Regions from separate parts of the Homo sapiens genome. Here region 2 is linked to region 1. A link is an interaction called in ENCODE POLR2A ChIA-PET data of the cell type or tissue named here. Cell type or tissue: OCI-LY7. All regions are shown on one strand.

Region 1 (8,000 bases):
AACTCCTGGGCTCAAGAGATCCTCCTGACGTGGCCACCCAAAGTGCTCGAATTACAGACACAAGCTGCTGTTCCTGGCTTGTTTTTCGCGACAGAGTCTCACTCTGTCATCCAGGCTGGAGTGCATGATCTCAGCTCATTGCAACCTCTACCTCCTGGGTTCAAGCGATTCTCGCACATCAGCCTCCTCAGTAGCTGGGATTACAGGCACGCACCACCATGCCCAGCTAATTTTTGTATTTTTAGTAGAGACGGGGTTTCACCATGTTGGCCAGGCTGGTCTTGAACTCCTGACTTCAAGGGGTCCTCCTGCCTCGGCCTCCGTGCTGGGATTACAGGCGTGAGCCACCATGCCTGGCTTTTTTATTTTTTTAAATGGATTTTTTTTTCTCTCCTTCCAACGCTAGGTTGTCATCCGTCACAATGAAGTTGAAGGAAGGCTTCTGCCTGAAATCATCTCTTTCTCCCCTTGTAATTTGCTGTTTTCCCCATTGGCTTGAAAATTTGTTAACCAGTGAATGGATTAAGGGCGGTGCAAGATGTGCTTTGTTAAACAGATGCTTGAAGGCAGCATGCTCGTTAAGAGTCATCACCACTCCCTAATCTCAAATACCCAGGGACACAAACACTGCGGAAGGCCGCAGGGTCCTCTGCCTAGGAAAACCAGAGACCTTTGTTCACTTGTTTATCTGCTGACCTTCCCTCCACTATTGTCCTGTGACCCTGCCAAATCCCCCTCTGCGAGAAACGCCCAAGAATGATCAATTAAAAAAAAAAAAAGAAAGAAAAAGAAAATTTGTTAACCAGGCTTAGTTAAAAACTCCGTATGGAAGGTTTATGGGATAAAAATCTTTTTCTCTACTGAGGACTTAGGTCCAATGATCAGGGGCCCGCAAATTAACTGACAATAGACAGATAAACAGGCAAAAATAAAACAAGTTTGGCCGGGCGAGGTGGCTCACGCCTTTAATCCTGGCATTTTGGGAGGCTAAGGTGGGAGGATCGCTTCAGCCCAGGGGTTCAAGACCAGCCTGGGCAACAAAGTGAGATCCCATAATTAGCCAGGCATGGTGGCATGCGTCTGTAGTGTCAGCTATGCAGGATGCTGCGGTAGAAGGATTGCTTAAGCCCAGGAGGTTGAGGCTGCAGCGAGCCATGATTGTGCCACTGCACTCCAGCCTGGGCAGCAGAGCAAAAGCCTCTCTCAAAAACAAAACAGAAAAAGAAAACAAGTTGGCTGGGTACGGTGGCTCACACCTGTAATCACAGCACTTTGGGAGGCCGAGGTAGGTGAATCACGAGGTCAGGAGTTCAAGACTAGGCTGGCCAACATGATGAAACCCCGCCTCTACTAAAAATACAAAAAAATTAGCCAGGCGTGGTGGCGGGCGCCTATAATCCCAGCTACTAGGGAGGCTGAGGCAGAGAATTGCTTGAACCCGGTAGGTTCAAAGGTTGCAGTGAGCTGAGATCGCGCCACTACACTCCAGCCTGGGCGACAGAGCGAGACTCAGTCTCAAAAAAAAAAAAAAAAAAGAAAAAGAAAACAAGTTTTATTTATATGCATGCAGGAACGTTCAGATAAAGAAGCTCATTGATCTCAACCTAATAAGGAAAAGAGAGCGAGAGAAAGGCTTCTATGGGAAAGACACATGGACATTTGAGGAAAGACAAATGGACTTTTAGAGAAACAAATGGAAGAGATGGGAGTTTGTTGCTGATGTTTATGTTTGTCTACATGAGTGGTTGGTGTTCTTCCTGGGAGTGAGCTCCTCTGGAGAGGAGATTTATGGCAACTTTACTCCCAGAAGGCTCTTCCTTTTAGTGAAATAAAGGAAGTTCCAAAAAGGCTTCTTTCTGCATCTGCTGTATCTCTAGTGTCTTCGGTTTAAAATAATCTTCACACTTATTCTGGAGGGCCAAGTGGATCCCCAGAAGGGGAACATGGGCTCTGACTGAGGAGCAAGGAAATGTATGAGTTTCAGTATCATCTATGGTAACACTTCAGAGTCAGTAGAAAAAAAAGTTCTGGGCAGAGTGCAGTGGCTCATACCTGTAATCCCAGTAATCTGGGAGGCTGAGGCAGGAGGATCACTTGAAGCCAGGAGTTCAAGACCAGCCTGGACAACATGGTGAGAACTCATCTCAAAAAAGAGAAAAGAAAAAAAATTAGCTGGGTCTGGTGGCACATGCTTGTGGTGCCAGCTACTGGGAGGGTGGGGTGGGAGGATTGCTTAACCCTGGGAGGTCAAGGCTGCAGTGAGTCGTGCTTGCACCACTGCACTCCAGCCTGAGCAATAGAGTGAAACCCTGTCTCAAGAAAACCAAAAGTTTTGATTCTCAGCTATGTTCTGGTGAGGTTGCTGAGTAGCTCAGTGATGGATTGGTGAGGTGTTTGTACATAGATGCTTTATGCATCCCCCTTTCCAGAGGCCTGGCCTCTTAAGTCCAGTCGTTTAGAGCCAGCGACATATCTTCTATCAGCTCTGGGAGGTGCTGGATAGAGGTCAGCAGCATAGTGACTACTGAGGGATGCCGGGGGGTTCAAGTCCTGAAATTCCACCATTAGAGCTTCATTTTGTAGGTCGTACTTTTCCCTGTCCCTCCAGAAACTAACAAGTGAAGTCTCTCTTCCTCTCTCTCTCACTTTCTCCTCAAATTTTAAGGGTAAAATCACATAAAATTGTAAAGGTCCCTCCTCCCTATCCTGCCTCAGGAGTGACACCAGTTCCTAAGTGTATATGTGTTTTTTATTTTTATAGAAAAGATAAAACACCATTGCCCCTGTTCTGTGCCCTATTTTCATTTTCACTGTAAGCAATACATTTCTTTTTTCTTTCCTTTTTTTTTTTTTTTTTTTTTGATACAGGTTATCACTCTGAAGCCCAAGCTAGAATGCAGTGGGTATCATAGCTCACTATAACCTCAACCTCCTGGGCTCAAGCGATCCTCTCACCTCAGCCTATCAAGCTGTTGGGACTACAGGAGTCTCTAATATATATGAATGAGACATAGTCTCCCTATGGTGCCCAGGCTAAGTAATACATTTTTAAAATAAGTTCATATCAGTACCCAAATCATTTTCCTGTTGTTGTGATGAATGCAATGGCATGCCATTGCACAGAAGTGCCATTATTTATTAAACCAGCCTCTCAGTGATGTCAGCCCTCCTAGGACTGCTATTACAAATGGTATTCAAATGAATACTCTTGTATCGAAGTCGTTGCACACATATGCAAACACACTCATAAGAATAAATTCTTAAAAGTGAAACTGTGGACTAAAGGGTGTGAGATATATATTTAGGTTATCGACTTAAAGATGCAGTGTGACGTTTGCTGCTGAAGTGGGAGGATACAGAGCTGTATGAATACAGCTGCAGGAGAATTTATCTTCTACTAGGCAGAAACAACCTACACAAACTTCCCTTTACAAGACAGTTCAGATTCCTATACAATAGGCTTTCAACAAATATGTGGAATTTACTGAAACGCAGGTTGTCAAAGAAATCTTAAATGCTTTGTCTGTGAGCTAAAGAGGAGCAGACAGAAGCTAAAGAGAATTTCAGTTCCAAATCCAGCCTAACCACCATCTCCTACCCCCAGACTCTTACTTGTTCCACCTGCCCCTCAAGCTTTCCCTTTTCTTTACCTATGCTCCTCCTGGCTTCACTTCCTTCCCCACCCAGCTGAGCCCTCCGAAGGCTGTGTCTTCCAAGTTACCTGTCAATGCCTCCAACTCTAACCATTTTTTTCTTTCATGCCACCTGCTTTAAACTCCCCAAACTTTTTTTTTTTTTTTTTTTTTTTTTTGAGATGGAGTCTTGCTCTGTTGCCCAGGCTGGAGTGCAGTGGCATGATCTCAGCTCACTGAAACCTCCACCTCCTGGGTTCAAGCAATTCTCCTGCCTCAGCCTCCTGAGTAGCTGGGACTACAGGCGCCTGCCACCATGTCCAGCTAATTTTTGTATTCTTAGTAGAGACGGGGTTTTACCATGTTGGCCCAGGCTTGTCTCAAACTCCTGACCTCAGCTGATCCGCCTTGGCCTCCCAAAGTGCTGGGGTTACAGGCATGAGCCACCATGCCCGACCTCAACTCCCCAAACTCTGGACTCTCTGCCTCCTCCTCCAGGTTACTGAGCAATGCTGGAGAAATTCCATTCTTGGGGAGATTGAAGATCCAAGGTCGCCAGGCTCAGCGGGGCTATGGCATGGCCTGACGGTCATATATACATTAAATTAAATAGAGATGAGGTCTCACTATGTTGCTCAGGCTGGTGTTGAACTCCTGGCCTCAAGCAATCTTCTCATCTCAGCTGCCCAGAGTGCTGGGATTACAGGCATGAACCATCATGCCCAGCCCCTTCTACCTGTTTCTAGTCAGCTCCCTCTCCCATTGCCTGCCTTCCCTTGTGCCTCAGAGTTCACTGCATCAGCCATGGCAAACTCCTCCGTCTGGGCTCTGAGTTTCCTTCCTTCTCGCTTTCTCAGGGACCTTGTCTGCTATCCCTTTTCTCCTATATCTTCAACTATTTCCTCTTTGTTCATTCTTTCTTCTCAGCTTACAAACCTGGCATCTAGTGGTTGCCAAATAATTCTTTTTATGAAGTCAAATTTAGGCAGGCTCAGTGGCTCACATCTATAATCTCAGTACTTTGGGGGGCCGAGGTGGGAGAATTGCTTGAGGCCAGGAGTTTGAGATCAGCCTGGGCAACATAGTGCAACCTCATCTCTACAGATAATTTAAAAATTAGCTGGGCATGGTGGTGGATGCCTGTGGTCCCAGCAACTTGGGAGGCTGAGGTAAGAGAATGGCTTGAGCCCAGGAGGGCAAGGCTGCATGCAGGCAGCCGTGATGGTACCACTGCACTCCAGCCTGGGTGACAGAGTGAGACCCTGTCTCTAAAAATAAATAAAGTAAAATTTATTCAGATATAATTTACAAACAATAAACTGCATATTTAAACTAGATAGCTCAATGAGTTGGTTTTTTTTCTCTTTGGAGACAGGATCTTGCTCTGTCACTCAGGCTGGAGTGCAGTGGTGCAATCATGGCTCACTATAGCCTTGAACTCCTAGGCTCAAGTCATCCTCCCACCTTAGCCTTTTGAGTTGTTGGGACCACAGGCGTGTACCACCTTGCCTAGCTAATTTTTAAATTTTTTTTTAGGGACAAGGGGTCTCACTTTGTTTCCCAGGCTGATCTGGAACTCCTGGCCTCAAGTGATCCCACCTCAGACTCCCAAAGTGCCAGGATCACAGCTGTGAGCCACTGTGCCTGGCCCTTAATGAGTTATGACAAATGCATATTCCCATCTAACCATCACCTCTGTAGGGTCCAGACCCAAAGGGTCGGTGGGTTTTTCTCCCCATGTGCAGAAATGAGAGATTGTAAAAATACAGACACAAGATAAAAAGATAAAAGACAAGACAGCTGGGCCCAGGGGACCACTACCACCAAGACGCAGAGACCGGTAGTGGCCCCGAATGCCAGGCTGCACTGATATTTATTGGATACAAGACAAAGGGGCAGGGTAAGGAGTGTGAGCCATCTCCAATGATAAGTAAGCTCACGTGGGTCACGTGTCCACTGGACAGGGGGCCCTTCCCTGCCAGGCATCCGAGGCAGAGAGACAGAGAGAGAGAGAGGGAGAGACAGCTTACACCATTATTTCTGCATATCAGAGACTTTTAGTACTTTCACTAATTTTGCTACTGCTATCTAAAAGGTAGAGCCAGGTGTACAGGATGGAACATGAAAGCGGACTAAGAGCATGACCACTGAAGCACAGCATCACAGGGAGACGGTTAGGCCTCCGGATAACTGCGGGTGGGCCTGACTGATGTCAGGCCCTCCACAAGAGGTGGAGGAGTAGAGTCTTCTCTAAACTCCCCCGGGGAAAGGGAGACTCCCTTTCCTGGTCTGCTAAGTAGTGGGTGTTTTTCCTTGGCACTGACGCTACTGCTAGACCACAGTCTGCTTGGCAATGGGTGTCTTCCCAGATGCTGGCATTACCGCTAGGCCAAGGAGGCCTCTGGTGGCCGTGTCCGGGCATAACGGAAGGCTCACACTCTTGTCTTCTGGTCACTTCTCACTATGTCCCCTCAGCTCCTATCTCTGTATGGCCTGGTTTTTCCTAAGTTATGATTATAGAGCAAGGATTATTAAAATATTGGAATAAAGAGTAATTGCTACAAACTAATGATTAATGATATTCATATATAATCACGTCTAGATCTAGATCTAGTATAACTCAGATCTAGTATAACTCTTGTTGTTTCATATATTTTATTATACTGGAACAGCTCATGCCCTGGGTCTCTTGCCTCGGCACCTGGATGGCGTGCTGCCCACAACTTCAATCAAGATATAGAACTTTCTTGGCCAAGTAGCACAAGCCATTGGGCCTGGCCAAATTTTTTTTCCATTTTAATGTTGAGTTAGACATCATAGTATGGATATATCACAATTTTTATCACAATTCATCTGTTTAAGGACAGTTGGGTTGTTTCCCAGTTTGGTCTAGTAGAAATAAGGTTACTATGAACATTTGGACACAAGTATTTTTGTGGATAGTTTCATTTATCTTGGTAAATACTTAAAAGTGGAAATGCTAGGTCATAGAGTAGGTGTATGTTTAACTGCCTAACTTTATAAGAAATTGCCAAACTGTTTTCCAAAGTGGTTGTATCATTTTACATTTTTATGAGCATTTAATGAGAATTCCAACTGCTGTACATCTTTGCTAACATTTGTTATCGTCTGTCTTTTGAATTTTAGTCATTATAGCGGTGCAAAATGGTATATAGTTCATTGCGGTTTTAATGTTTATTTGTCTGAGGAGTAACGTATACCTTTTCATGCACTTACTGGTCATTTGCATATCCCTTTTTTTTTGAGACTGTGTTGCCCAGGACAGAGTGCAATGGCACAATCTAGGCTCACTGCAACCTTTGCCTCCTCGGTTCAAGCGATTCTCGTGCCTCAGCCCTGAGTAGCTGGGATTACAGGTGTGTGCCACTTTGCCTAATTTTTGTATTTTTTTGTAGAGACAAGGTTTCACCACGTTGCCCAGGCTGGTCTTGAACTCTTGAGCTCAAGCTATCAGCCCACCTTAGCCTCCGAAAGTGCTGGGATTACAGACATGTGTCATCATGCCCAGCCCACTTTCTTTGTGAAGTGTCTGTTCAAGTCTTTTCACTATTTTTATTGTGTTGTTTCTTTAAAATTGCTGTATGAATTCTTTACATAATCTGGATACAAGTTATTTGTCAGAAATATGAGTTACAAATATGGCATGGGATATAGGCACATCCTAGCCTATGGCTTATGTTTCCATTTTCTTTTAAAAAATTTTTTAAATTTTAATTTAAATTAATTTATTTAGTTTTAGAGACAAGGTCCTACTCTGTCACCCGGGTTGGAGTGTGATGGTGTGATCATAGCTCACTGCAGCCTCAAACTCCTGAGCTCAAGCAATCCTCCCACCTCAGCCTCCCAAGTAGCTAGAACTACAGGCACATACCACCACTGCTGGCTAATTTAAAAAAAATTTTCAGCTGGGCACGGTGGCTCACGCCTGTAATCCCAGCACGTTGGGAGGCCAAGGCGGGTGGATCATGAGGTCAGGAGTTCAAGACCAGTCTGGCCAAGATGGTGAAACCCCATCTCTACTAAAAATACAAAAATTAGCTGGGCATGGTGGTGGGCCCCCGTAATCCCAGCTACTTGGGAGGCTGAGGCAGGAGAATTGCTTGAACCCGGGAAGCAGAGGTTGTGTTGAGTCGACATCTTGCCACTGCATTCCAGCCTGGGCAAGAGAGTGAGATTCTGTCTTAAAAAAAAAAAAAAAAAAAAAAAAAAAAGTTTCTATAGAGACGAGGCTCTCACTATGTTACCCAGGTTGGTCTCAAACTCCTGGCCTTATGTGATCCTCCTGCCTTGGCTTCCCAATGTGTTGAGATTACAGGTGTGAGCCACCATGCCCAGCTCTTTTCATTT
Region 2 (8,000 bases), 90 kb before region 1:
AAGGAGTTTGGAATCCATCTTAGCAATAGCACTTGAGGTGTAGTGGAAATAATCAAGATTAGAGACAGGGACTTGGAATAACTCAGGCAATAAATAATGAGAGCCTAAACTAAAATGATAGCATAAGGGTGTGAAAAGGTTGGGGGGGCAGGGGGTGGGACATGTTAATGATACTTAAAAGGACAGAACCAACTGGGCACAGTGGCTCACACCTGTACTTCCAGCTGCTCTGGAGGCTAAGGCAGGAGTATCACTTGAGTCTGGAGTTGGAAACCAGCCTAGGCAATGTAGTAAGACCGTATCTCTATAAAAAGGGTGGAACCAACAGGACTGGGTCATTGATTTAATATGGGGGTTGAAAGTAAAGTGAAATATGATGGGTGCTCAGGATTCTGATTTGGGTGGGTGACTACCTTTCACTGAGGTAAGTTATATAGGAAATGGTTTCTGGAAAACATTAGTAAGGTCAGTTTTTAAACACTGAATCCAAGGTTGTCTTCTGGAATATCCAAATTGGTTATGACCAGAATGTGATTCATTATACTAAGCTAAAGGAATAGATTAAAGAATTAGCAACAGTGGCCGGGTGCAGTGGCTCATGCCTGTAACCCCAGCACTTTGGGGGAGGCCCAGGTGGGTGGATCATTTGAGGTCAGGAGTTTGAGACCAGCCTGGCCAACATGGTGAAACCTAAAAATACAAAAATTAGCCAGGTGTGGTGGCAGGTGCTTGTAATCCCAGCTGCTTGGGAGGCTGAAGCAGGAGAATTGCTTGAACCCGGAGGCAGGGGTTGCAGTGAGCCAAGATCACACCATTGCACTCCAGCCTGGGTGGCAGAGTGAGACTCTGTCTCAAAAATTAAAAAGCAACAGTGTATATGCAATAGTTGCAAGATGTAAGATCACCCAAAGAGTATGCAGAGGGAAATGAGGGACAGAACCCAGAAATATTAATACCCAGGGAGTGAACAGGAGGAGGACCCCAAGAAGTTACTGAGTCAGATTTTTCCCACTCATCCAGGTGAAAGTTTAGGTCAATAATGTGAAATACCAGAGGGATTAAATGTCTACAGAAATAAAACCATGTCTCACATTAAGACAAACAAGTAGGTTGGAGGGATATTTTGAAAGGCAAGGTGATATTAAACTTTATTCTGAAAGTAGTTTGTTAGAGAAAGAGGCATGATAAGAGTTGCAGTTAACTGATTGGAAACTATGCAGCAGATGAAACTGGAATAAAGGAAACTCATCAGGAAATGATTATAGTAATAAGGGCCAGAAATAAGGGCTTGCTTGCCTGAACTAAAAACAAAGAGGATACAAAGGTTCTAGAAATATTTCAAAGGAATTAGCTTTAATTCAGCAATACTCATTGAGAATCACCTATGCACCTGGCTCTGAAGATGAAGTGCTGAGTAAACTTAGACATGGACCCTGCTATCATGGAGATGGCAGATTATTGGTCAGAATGCTCTTACCTGTCATTGTAGCAATTTTGTTAGATCCTTAATACCTCTGAATTGCTAATAAACTTGTTTTGGCTGAAAAAATAGTCCTGTGAATTTTACCATGCAGTTAAATAAGAAACTAAAAGCAAACCTAAATACCACCAAAAAGGTTAGTAGTCTGTTATATGCATTAGCCTTAATCTAAGGAAATATTTTATTATAGGTCTCCTTGAAGAAAATGATATTTTCAGGAATGCTCAAGCAGGTGTTCTCATCAGCACTAATAGTCATCCAATCTTAAGGAAAAACAGAATATTTGATGGATTTGCCGCAGGTTTGTATTTTCTTTTCTTACCTGTGGCTTATATATAGTTCTGCAAAGTGTTTGATGTGGAGTATATTCATTTTGTTTTGCTTATTAACTAAAATGTGCAAAGTGTGCTGAAGTGGCTGAATGCCTGTTCATTCACTTACAAGAGCACCTAATCAAGTTCTGGATTCTTCTACTCTAAGCCAGACTCCTAAGAAATATTGCTCTTATTGCTTAGTCGTGATTATGAAACATTTATTGGGATAGAATAAATGCAGGCTTGTATTACCACTAGGAATACAGATAGATTCAATTCCTCAGATGAATTTACCAGTTTAAATCTGCAACAGAAAAAGAGATGTTAAAATGGATGCAAATGAAATCCAAGTATCATGTATTTAAACTTTAAGACAGTTAGGTTGGTGCGAAAGTTAATTGCAGTTTTGACCATAGTCATTGATAAGTGAATGTTACTGTTGGTGGTTGAAATAGGTATCTACATTTTATTCAGTAGACATTAAGAGGGTTAATGTACTTCTATAAAAGAAGCAGTTTACATTTGCTTGCTAATTTCAGGTTTTTAAGAAGCAGTATAAAGTGATGTATCTACTTGTTTGTAAATTTTACTTCAGGTATTGAAATTACAAATCACGCAACTGCAACACTAGAAGGCAATCAGATTTTTAACAACCGGTTTGGAGGCTTATTTTTAGCATCTGGTGTTAATGTGACAATGAAAGGTATGTTGGAGTCTGCTATACCTATAAATATATGCAATATGCCATGAAAGATAATCAGAAGCCGTTTTATAACTTGATTCCTTATGTCACTCTCCAAGTTAGCAACAGTTTAAGATAGATTTTGAAAGAAACAGAGCTTTGGTTCTAAATGGTTGGAGTATCTTATACAAGGAAAATTCTATTCTTAGCTGATTTCTTACAATTACTTCATTGGTTAGCTTCATTTAAAGCTCTTAAAAATAGTGGCTCTTCTGTTAGAATAATCCTATAATCTTTGGTTTTTAAAATATTAACATTCCTCTGAATTTTTACTTATTCTTTCTTTTATTACAGATAACAAAATAATGAACAATCAAGATGCCATAGAAAAGGCTGTTAGTAGAGGCCAATGTTTATATAAAATATCAAGTTATACCAGCTATCCCATGCATGATTTCTACAGGTAACTTAGAAATATATTTGAGTCCTGAAAAGAGGAAGACTGATTTCCTTTTTAAATTAGCAATGCCTAGCATTTTTGGCTATTTGCCGGTGTTGAGACTATAACTAACTGAAAATTTTATCATCAATCTACTTGAAGATCGTGTTTAAGACTGTAACTGTGGGTAGGCGTGGTGGCTTATGCCTGTAATCCTAGCACTTTGGGAGGCTGAAGTGGGAGGATCACTGGAGCCCAGGAGTTCTAAACCAGCCTGGGCAACATAGGGAGACCCTGTCTCTACAAAACAAAACAAAGACCATAACTATGGAAAAACCTAATGCTACAGTAACTGATGTCATTCATGTAACTCATGTTGTGTAATGTTTTCCTAGAAATTTCAAGGTAAAGATGTCGGGGTTAAGTGTTTGATATATCCCAGTCACTGTGACAGTTTTGACTCTTCACGCCTCCAAAAATTGTTTTCAGCCCAGAAACATTTGAGAGGCTTTTAAAGTGGAAAGAACTGCCTTTATACAATTTACAAATCATTTCTCTTCCCTCCGAAGACACAGATGACAGGAAAATCACTTACTCCATTAAAGTTCCTTTTCAGAATTAATCTGGGCTGGAGCCACAAAGAATTTTGTTTTGGTCCTCTTAAAGCCAAAGGTCATAGTAATATATAAACAGAATGGAATGTTTTGCATTAATGACATGTTTGAGAAAAGTAATTTAAGCTTTTGCTTTTTAGATGTCATACTTGTAACACCACAGATCGAAATGCCATATGTGTGAACTGCATTAAGAAGTGCCATCAGGGACATGATGTAGAGTTTATTAGACATGATAGGTATGTAGCACACTTGCTTGATATATTACCCAATTACTTTCCCCCTCACTTTTCTAATATTTGGGTTTCATTTTGCTTTAGGTTTTTCTGTGACTGTGGTGCTGGAACACTGTCTAATCCTTGTACATTAGCTGGTGAGCCTACACATGATACAGATACACTATATGACTCTGCTCCACCTATAGAATCTAATACATTGCAGCACAACTGAATTCCTTCCCTAAAGAAAAAGTCCTGCCATTGTAACATCATAACTTAAAACACTTTTTTGGAAGAAGATTTAAAATATTTGCCCATGCTACAGGAAGAGACTGTATTAAAAATGGATACACAAGGTCAGTTGACACTATGAAGCTCAAGCTACCAAAAAGAAAGTGGCAATATATTGACTCAGGATCTCAAAGCTGGGTGTTTTAGCATTACTGTGTAAAGACTTGAAGGGACAGAAGTGAAGAAAATAAGCTGCAATTTTGTACAGATACCAACTTCTGAAAAGCTGGTGTTTTTACAACTAGCATTGAATGCAGTCCAATTTGCAGTAGTAATCTTCAATAGACAAGCAGCTTTGTTGCTGCCTTTATGGACATGGGTACCAATTGCTTTTGTAATATGGTAAAAATGTGAGCTAGCACTTCTGCGTTCCTTTTGATTTTTTTTTTTTAACATGTATTCAGATTGAGAAATATGATTTTAATGCTTTAATCTCATGTAGTTTGTTTTTAATTTCAAGCAAAATCTTACTGTACTTGAATGTGCCCTGTTTTGTTAGCACACCTAGACTTGCTGTAACTGTACTCATGTCCCAGTATGTACGTTCTTTCTATGAAAGAGAAAACACTAATCTTAAATTATATCCAGCAATGTTTCTGGTATCCTTTAAGAAAAGTTAAGACTATTATTTCCTTCCCTTCCCTGTGCAGCATTCAAAATCACCCCTAGAAAAAGTGAGTGTTTTAATGAGACTTCCTAGGAAGGGATGCACTGTAAAACAAAAGTATTCTTGTAACTCAGTTTTGTGAAAGGTAAAAAACTACTATGTTTTAAGTACACTTTAGAAAGTCTCTTCAAAACAAACAGTCCTGTATTTGAACTCTGTTCATAGTTTTTTTTTGAACAGTTTAGACAAAACTGCTGGAAATTAAACCAATTTCCTGCATTAAGCTGAGACAAGTATATATACAGCCCTATACAGTTTCATAGCTTTTCCTCCCCCATTTATGTGTATTGGTGACAGTGGGTATAAAACAGCCTGAAAGTGTATGCATGTACCATAACATCTAGACTTAATATATTGTGGAGTATTCAATAACCATTATGTAGAAGGTAGATAAGAATTAAAAGGGTTTAATTTCCTAGAAAGAAAATGGAAAAATGGTCATTTTTAAAAAATAAAGTTTATTAGATCATAATGTTGTCTGAATTTACCACCTTTGTCAGAAGTCAACTCAAAGCTTCCAATGTAGTCAGTCTATAATTCCTTAATCAAAGTCAGCAATTTATGGACAGCTTCAGCATCTACAGTTGACCTTTCACTAGCCAGGCAAACTTCCCTTAAAATTAAAAAAAAAAAAAAAAAAGTTTTTTTGTTTTTTCATAGTGCATCATCCCTTCCCCTTTTACTGTTTCTTTGAAACTTAAGGTCAGTTAGTTATAATTCCATTATAGTTAGTTAGTTACCGAAATAATCGTAGTGACTGATTCATCTTCTCAAATTCTCTTGCTTTTCTATGTCCCTTTTGAATAACTTCCTCTGGGAGATTAGCAAGCCTTGCTGCATTAAAGCCATAGCTTTTAGGACAAGCTCCCTTAATGAATTTATAGAGGAACGTAATAGTCTCCTGGCTGGGGTCTTCACATTCATTTTCTACCATGCATGCCTTAAGAAAGAAAAATATTAGCGATACATGTGCTAGCAAGAGAAGTGCCCTCTCAAAAAACCGAATTTGTGGAAAAAAACAATTTGCACATACCATATGTCCTAGGCGCACAGCAACATTTTGAGAATAATCTTCTACTAATGAATGGTAGTGAGTTGAAAATAATGTACGACATTTTATAGTCTCAGCAAGTTCTTTAACAACTGCATTTGCTATTGCCGTCCCATCAAATGTTGCAGTACCTCTTCCTGTTAAAGTAAAATATGCATAAGGAAGTAACTCAAAGGAATTAAAACAAAAAAGGAATTAAAACAAAAATGCTAGGACAGAAAAGCAACATCGGTTAGTACATCCACGTCTAAAAGCATTCTATAAATAGGCCTTGTTTAGCTACACGAGTCTGCTTAGCAGCCCATGGGGAGTGAGGTTTCTTTTAAAGAAAATACAGTATCGCTCAAGGTCATAAACTTCCTGAGTCCTCCTATTAGTGTTCTCATCCCCGTAGTATAACAAATGTTTTATTACAACTAAACAGTGTAAGGCCTAATAATTAATGGGTAATCAAAAACCTTTCACAATATCACCTTTTATCTCCAACTATCGGTCTGTGCCACAATGGTGAGTGCGTGCTCTAAAAACATTCATATTGTTTAAATGTACTTCAGATAATCTTCTATAAAAATAGTTATTTGTACAAATGTTTTTAAGATAGATAGTCTTCAAATGAGAAGTTTAATGTCTTACCTAATTCATCCACAAGCACCAGAGAATGTGCTGTTGCATGCATGAGTATGCTGGCAGTTTCACTTAATTCAACAAAAAATGTACTTTCACCTTAAAAAAAAAAAAATCACAAATGAATACTCATTTTGCAAATCATATTACATAAATTCATCTTCTAGGTTATATAGCTATCATGAGCTACACATATTGGTATAAAAGATTAAATCTCATTAAGAGACTATGCAATTATTGGCCGGGCACGGTGGCTCACGCCTGTAATCCCAGCACTTTGGGAGGCCGAGGCAAGCAGATCACCTGAGGTCAGGAGTTAAGAGACCAGCCTAACATGGTGAAACCCCGCTTCTACTAAAAATACAAAAAATTAGCTGGGCGTGATGGCATGCGCCTGTAATCCCAGCTACTCGAGAGGCTGAGGCAGGAGAATCACTTGAACCTGGAAGCAGAGGTTGCAGTGAGCCAAGATCGTGCCATTGCACTCCAGCTTGGGCAACAAGAGGGAAACTCCATCTCAAAAAAAAAAAAAAGAGAGAGAGACTATGCAGTTCTTAAAAAGTGATGTTTTTAAAGTAACACCAGAAAAATCAAATATTAGATTTAAAAGGCTCATATACAAGAAGCAAATATCTTTTATCACATCTAAATGACTGAATGAGAACTTAAGTGGGAAACAAAAAACTCACCTGACATTATTCTGTCTGAGGCACCAAGTCTAGTAAACACTCTATCAATTGGTGTGAGCCTGCACACTTCAGCAGGGACGTAACAACCCATCTGGGCCATTACAGCTAATAAGCCAGCCTGTGAATGAGGGAGGAAAAGGTCTTTTATGACTGGTAGTAACAGTTTCATAAACTTTTGTCTTTCTTATGAACCCTTACGTAAGAGCTAGGCACTCTAAAACAACTTTCACAATCACATGTACGTTGGTTCTGTTCTGAAATCCATTTGCTAACATGGAGAAAGTTGAGGCTAAGAGAGACAAGAGGCATAGGGCCTCACCTGGCCTTTAAAACATCAGAGCCTGCTTACCAACCCACTACCCTAGTGATTCTCAACGCTGGCCAGAATAGAATCACCTAGGAGCTCTTTAAAACTACTGAGATGCCTAGAATCAATTCCAATCAAGTGAATCCATGTCAGGATGGAATCTCTGCACCTTTTTTTTTTTTTTTACACGTTGTCACATTCTTTCAGGTGATTCTGATTTAAAGAAAAAGTTTGGAAATCACTATACACACTATACTGCCTCTCTCTAGCAAACTAGGTGAACAGAAGTATACTATAATGCAGGAGAGCAGCGGGGACCAGCCAACTACTACTATTTCTTACAACCTTTTAAAAATATAAAAAACTTTACAAGTTCTGTGGCTGGTCAACCCCTGGTTATAAAGAGAAGATAAATACAATGCCATAAAAAATTTTTTTAAAAATGAGCTAGGCATGATGGTGTACATCTGTAGTCCCAGCTACTGGGGAGGCTGAGGCAGGAGGAAGGGTTGAACCTGGGAGTTCGAGGCTGCAGTGAGCTGTGATGGTGCCACTGCACTTCAGCCTTGGCAACAACAAAAAAAAAAGGGCCAGCATGTCATCCCTAAAGAGCAGTTTTCAACA

Evidence for each region. ChIA-PET counts read pairs that join two places held together with the same protein. Peaks named below come from ENCODE experiments on the same cell type or tissue, not always from the same donor. Only the 100,000 strongest peaks of a DNase experiment are listed, where the experiment ranks them.
Region 2: POLR2A ChIA-PET joins it to region 1 with 12 read pairs; 2 of 35 experiments call an interaction of 5 or more read pairs at or near these places.

What each region holds. Positions count from the first base shown.
Region 1 is chr2:47,714,537-47,722,536 of GRCh38, reverse strand. No RefSeq gene overlaps it. Among named protein-coding and RNA genes, the nearest start is that of MSH6, 65 kb to the left of the region's middle. RefSeq lists enhancers at 252-1,057, 3,607-3,656. In OCI-LY7, CTCF peaks have their summits at 5,814 and 6,031 (motif pointing left); DNase peaks (open chromatin) are centred at 3,276, 3,671, 5,680, 6,016 and 3 weaker places; H3K4me3 peaks cover 3,967 bases; H3K27ac peaks cover 8,000 bases.
Region 2 is chr2:47,804,097-47,812,096 of GRCh38, reverse strand. It overlaps MSH6 (mutS homolog 6), which reads right to left. Exons shown (of 10, transcript NM_000179.3): 6 at 7,070-7,187; 7 at 6,390-6,479; 8 at 5,739-5,893; 9 at 5,446-5,645; 10 at 5,144-5,318. The coding sequence ends at 5,237. It overlaps FBXO11 (F-box protein 11), which reads left to right. Exons shown (of 23, transcript NM_001190274.2): 19 at 1,671-1,781; 20 at 2,390-2,497; 21 at 2,831-2,939; 22 at 3,670-3,768; 23 at 3,850-5,177. The coding sequence ends at 3,979. Among named protein-coding and RNA genes, the nearest start is that of MSH6, 25 kb to the right of the region's middle. In OCI-LY7, no CTCF peak of the experiment used is centred here; no DNase peak of the experiment used is centred here; H3K27ac peaks cover 588 bases.